Linked DNA regions of Homo sapiens: region 2 is linked to region 1. Evidence: read pairs that join two places in POLR2A ChIA-PET (ENCODE). Cell type or tissue: Panc1. All regions are shown on one strand. Links, peaks and the distances in the headings refer to the core of each region. The heading gives the core; the rest is flanking DNA.

Evidence for each region. Peaks named below come from ENCODE experiments on the same cell type or tissue, not always from the same donor. Only the 100,000 strongest peaks of a DNase experiment are listed, where the experiment ranks them.
Region 2: POLR2A ChIA-PET joins it to region 1 with 11 read pairs; 2 of 35 experiments call an interaction of 5 or more read pairs at or near these places.

What each region holds. Positions count from the first base shown.
Region 1 is chr1:25,929,876-25,932,788 of GRCh38, reverse strand. No RefSeq gene overlaps it. Among named protein-coding and RNA genes, the nearest start is that of MIR3917, 25 kb to the right of the region's middle. In Panc1, for the core only: no CTCF peak of the experiment used is centred there; no DNase peak of the experiment used is centred there.
Region 2 is chr1:26,347,745-26,350,657 of GRCh38, reverse strand. All of the region lies in intron 1 of CRYBG2 (crystallin beta-gamma domain containing 2), which reads left to right. Among named protein-coding and RNA genes, the nearest start is that of CRYBG2, 4.9 kb to the left of the region's middle. RefSeq lists an enhancer at 443-1,289. In Panc1, for the core only: no CTCF peak of the experiment used is centred there; a DNase peak (open chromatin) is centred at 1,267.

The sequences.
Region 1 (2,913 bases), core at 289-2,788:
ACCCTGGACAAGTTACTTCGACTTTCTGAGTCTCAGTTTCCTTATGTGTAAAACAGGAATAATAATAGTATTTCCACTCGGCAGCATTATTGTAAGGATGATATATAAACAAGATGATATATAAAACATGCTTAGCACACTGTGCAGTACACAGTAGCTCTAATTATTGAATGTCCACAGTATGCCAGCATTATGCCCGTTACAGGAAGTGCTTATATGAATAAGGCAGATTCCTCACCTTCGAGGAGTTTATTGGCTTATGGATAGGACAGGCGAGCAAACATTTACTACACAGTACTTTGGGAGTGGTGCTGGCTAGAAGGAGTGGCACCGTCTGTCTACAGTTTTGGAATAGATCTTCCCAACTCTGGATAAAGTTAACTGTGTAAGAACAGAGACTGAACTCATGACCTTAAATAATGGGAACATAATAAAAAATAATTGTGGTATAGCAGCTGGCCATTTCCAGAGAGAGGGCGTAAATTGTCACCGCAGCCAGTGATTTCATTTTATCCTCCTCAAAGCCTTATAAGATTTGATGATGAGTAACTGAAGAGGGGAGTGTGGCTTTTTCTGGGGCCTTCAGACAAGTAATTGTCCCTCAGGCCCTGAGGGATAAAGATAAAGATAGGCAGGGTCAGTGCTATGGGTTATGTGCCCCCTACCTGTCCCATGGAGGGAAAACTAAGTAGCAAAATGGCCACAGGGTAATGTGGGGAGGCTGGTCAGAGCCTGAGGGATCTATAAGCTACCAGTAAGCAGATCATTTTTTTTTTTCCCCAGAGACGGAGTCTTGCTCTATTGCCCAGGCTGGAGTGCAGTAGCGTGATCTCGGCTCACTGCAACCTCCACCTCCTGTGTTCAAGCAATTCTGCCTCAACCTCCTGAGTAGCTGGGATTATAGGCGCCCGCCATCATGCCCAGCTAATTTTTGTATTTTTAGTAGAGATGGGGTTTCACCATGTTGGCCAGGCTGGTGCCCGGCCCAGATCATTTTTATGCTGTCAAATAATTTAGGAAAATGCCTTCTTGCAGGTGGAAGTGAAACTGTCTACCCTGCTCTCCCTTAGTAGGACATAGGGCAATGGAAGGAGAAGTGGAAGAGTGTGACAGAGGGCAGCCTGCCCCGTGGCTGTGCCAGTGATCTCTGCACACTGGGCTCCATCTAGGGCACAACCTAGCCTGGATCGGATACCCTGCTTTGTGTGTGCCATGTCATTTTTGTCTTTCCCCTCACATGCATATGATACTTTACAGGGCATAGAGTCCCGTCAGCCCTGAGAAGCAGGCACTTGTCACTTCTCAGGAAACTGAGACTCAGAGAAAGTAAGCAAACTATCCAAGATCAAATGATTAGAGAGTAGAAATCTTAAGACCAGAGCTCAGTTTGCTGGCTCTGAGACCAGTGCATCTACTGTTACAGATGCTTCCTTCCTTCCTTGGGGGTGTGGGTTTGGATTTTTGCTAAGAAGGAGTGGTTCCCCCAAGTGGGTCAATGGATCCTTGGAGACAAAGCTTCTCTCCTTTTCCTGATACAACTTTTATATGGGAGGTTTACAGGAACATCAGGAAGGCAGTTGAATTAGTCCATTCTCAAGCTGCTTATAAAGACATACCCAAGACTGGGTAATTTATAAAGTAAAAGAGGTTTAATGGACTCAGTTCCATGTGGCTGGGGAGGCCTCACAATCATGGTGGAAGGTGAAAGACGTATCTTACGTGGCAGAGAACAAGAAAGAAAATGAGAGCCAAGTGAGAGGGGTCTCCCCTTATAAAACCATCAGATCTCATGAGACTTATTCACTACCATGAGAACAGTATGGGGGAACTGCCCCCATGGTTCAATTATCTCCACCCAGGCCCTCCCAAAACACGTGAGAATTATGGGAACTACAATTCAAGATGAGATTTGGGTGGGGACACAGCCAACCATATCAGCAGTGAAGGGGGCCCCAGCGTCAGATAAAGAGGTAGGAATGCTCCACCAACTGCTGCCATCTCTCCTGTGACCTTGAGCAGGTCACTGTACCTGTGTCTGGGGTCCTTGTCAGCTATAGGGAGTCATGTTCCCTTCCCTGCCTACCTTCTGGTGATGATGTGAATCAAATGAAACAAGCAATATCAGAAACAGCTTGAGAATGTCAAAAGTACAATACAAACCCAAAGCATGATTCTGAACATCTTCATACAAAAATGAGAGCTGGTGGCCCTCAGGTTGCTTCTTTCATTTCTTTCATTCATTCACGCAATGCTAAAAAAATGTTGAATACATTCCCTGCGCCAGACTCTGCATTAGGTAGTGGGGACACAAGGGAGTCCCCAAGCTTTGAGGAATTCAAAGGGAGGAGAGACAGATTCAAACCAATAATTATGACACATAGATGGGAGGCCTTTTATTTTTGTTTTGTTTTGAGACAGGGTCTCCCTCTGTCACCCAGGCTCGATCGCAGTGGCGCAATCATAACTCACTGCAGCCTTGACCTTCCAGGCTTAAGTGATCCTCTCACCCCAGTCTCCCAATCAGCTGGGACCATGGGTGTCTACCACCACACTTGGCTAATTTTTTTTTTTTTTTTTTTTTAGTTTTTTGTAGAGATGGGGTCTCCCTGTGTTGCTGAGATTGGTCTCAAACTCCTGGGCTCAGGGCTCAAGCAATCCTCCCGCCTCAGCCTCTGAGTAGCTAGGAAGAATGCAGGCTTGCACCACTGCATCCAACTAATTTTTAAATATCTTATAGAAACAGGGTCTCACTCTGTTGCCCAGGCTTGTCCTGAGCTCCTGGCCTCAGCGATCTTCCCACCTTGGCCTCCCGAAGTGTTGGGACTGCAGGCATAAGCCACTGCACCCAGCTGGTGTGAGGCCTTTTAAAGAGGTGACCACAGCCAGGGAGCCCTGCATTGAGGTGCCCACAGA
Region 2 (2,913 bases), core at 141-2,640, 420 kb before region 1:
AAACCAGAGACTCAGTTATAGGATACATATATTAGGGAGTTTGGTATGGTGAGTGAGCACTTAGGGTTGGGGTTCAAGTCTTGTTTCGGTTACTCTGTGACTTTGGACAAGTTTCTTAACCTCTCTGAGCATTTAAAAAATCTCATCTGCAAAATGGGAAGGTATGATCTAATTTATTAATAATTTATTCTTTATGAGGTCTCAAGCTCCTGGGATTCTTCTGAGGCTTCAATGGGACAATGAATCTAAAGCACTTAGCAAGGTGTTTGGCAGAGTCAGCCCTCCCCAAATGGCTGTTTTTGTTGTTGTTGCAACTAGTAAAACAGAGAAATTCACCTGAGAGTTCCTAGGGAGCTTAGTCTATTTTCTGTTGCTTATAATGGAATACCTGAACCTGGAAGCCCAAGGTCAAGGGGGTGCATCTGGTAAGAACCTTGTTGGTGATTCTCTGCAGAGTCCCGAGGGGGCTCAGAGCATCACATGGCAGTGGGGCTGAGGTGCTAGTTCAGGTGTCCCTTCCTCTTCCTATAAAACCACTGGTCCGGTCAGGCACAATGGCTCACACCTGTAATCCCAGCACTGTGGGAGGCGGAGGTGGGCAGATCTCTTAGGCTCAGGAGTTTGAGACCAGACTGGGCAACATAGTGAAACCCCAACTCTACAAAAAATACAAAAATTAGCCAGGCATAGCGGTGCAGGCTTGTAGTCCCAGCTACTCGGTGGGCTGAGGTGGGAGGACTGTTTGGGCCCAGGAGGCAGAGGTTGCAGTAAGCTGAGATTGTGCCACTGCACTCCAGCCTGGGCAACAGAGCAAAACCCTGTCTCAAAAAAAAAAAAAAAAAAAAAAAGCCTCTAGTCCTACTCCCATGATCACTCATTAATCCATTAAACCATTAATCTATTAATCCATGAGTATATTAATCCATTCATGAGGCATAGCCCTCATAACCCAATCACTGCTTAGAGGCCCCACCTCTCAATATTACCACATTGGGGATTAAGTTTCAACATGAGTTTTGGAGGGGACAAATATTCAAGCCATAGCAGAAGCTTAGAAGGTCTTCTTTGGCAGGTGTTAATATTATCCTACATTTAGTAAGGGAGGCTATGGAGACCCAGAGAGATCAAGGAAGAGTCAGAAAAGAAACAAGACCCAGGCCCCACCCCTCCAGGACGGAGGGTGAGACATGCTCTGCTGAGGATGATCACAGGAGCAGCTGGACATGCCCCAGAGCTGTGGCCTGGGGGTAGGAGGGAGGATGCCTGGATGTGAAATCAGAAGATGGGAATTTAAATCCCTGCTTGACAACCTCATAGCCGCGTCATCCTGGGCCAGTCACTCGTCTTCTCTGACCCTCGGTTTCTTAACCTTCAGTAGGGAAAAAATCACAGAGGACAGAATCGAGGGAAGAGTGCCTTGTAAAGCCCAAGTGCCCTAACGGAGCCAAGGGGCTCCATTTATTTACTTTTTTTTTAAAATTTTAATTTTGAGACAGAGTCTCGCTCTGTTGCCCAGGCTGGAGTGCAGAGGCGTGATCTCAGCTCACTGCAACCTCCGCCCCCCAGGTTCAAGCGATTCTCCTACCTCAGCTTCCCAAGTAGCTGGGATTACAGGTGCCCACCACCATGCCTGGATAATATTTTTATTTTTAGTAGAGACTAGGTTTCATCACGTTAGTCAGGCTGGTCTCGAACTCCTGACCTCAGGTGATCGGCCTGCCTCGGCCTCCCAAAGTGCTGGGATTACAGGCGTGAGCCACCGCACCCAGCCTTATTTTTGTTTTTATTAAAAACTTTTTTTAGGCCGGGCGCAGTGGCTCACGTCTATAATCCCAGCACTTTGGGAGGCCAAGGCGGGTGGATCACTTGAGGTCAGGAGTTTGAGACCAGCCTGGGCAACATAGTGAAACCCCATCTCTACTAAAAATACAAAAATTAGCTGGGCATGGTGGCACATGCCTGTAATCCCAGCTACTCGGGAGGCTGAGGCAGGAGAATCGCTTGAACCTGGGAGGAGGAGGTTGCAGTAGGCTGAGATCGTGCCACTGCACTCCAGCCTGGGCGACAGAGCGAGACTCTGTCTCAAAAAATAATGATAACTTTTCTTAGCGATAAGATCTCTCTGTCACTCAGGCTGGAGTGCAGTGACACGATCATAGCTCATTGCAGCCTGGGCTCAAGTGATCCTCCCACCTCAGCCTCCAGGGTAGCTAGGGCTACAGGCACACACCACCATGCTGGCTAATTCTTTTAATTTTTTGTAGAGACTTGTAGAGTCTTTTTATGTCACCTAGGCTGGTCTAGAACTGCTGGCCTCAAGCAATCCTCCCACCTCTGCCTCCCAAAGTTCTGGGATTACAGGTGTGAGCCACTGCATCCAGCTCTGAGAGGCTCCATTTAGACCTACACTTGCACACAGACCTGCCCCTGTGCTCTGGAGACCATCAGCAGGTGCTCATGCCCATACACACGTGTGCACACCAGCTAACATTTGGTCACAAATCTCCAAGGTGACAGCAGAAAGTTGATGAGCCAGCAATTTAGGTTATAAGGCGAGCATTTTGGGTGTGGTGGCATGTGCCTGTAGTCCCAATTACTTGGAGAGTTAACGCAGAAGGATCACTTCAGCCCAGGAGTTCAAGGCTACAGTGAGCTACTGCACTTCAACCTGGGCAACAGAGCAAGACTCAGTCTTATAAAATAAATTAAAATAAAAAGATAAAAAGTTAGGCCAGGCACAGTAGTGGCATATATCCATAATCCCAACATTTTGGAAGGCCAAGGTGGGAGGATCACTTCAGCCCAGGAGTTCGAGACCAGCATGGGCAACATAACAAGACCTCAAAGTACAAAATAAAAACTAGCTGGGGCTGGGCACGGTGGCTCACACTTGTAATCCGAGCACTTTGGGAG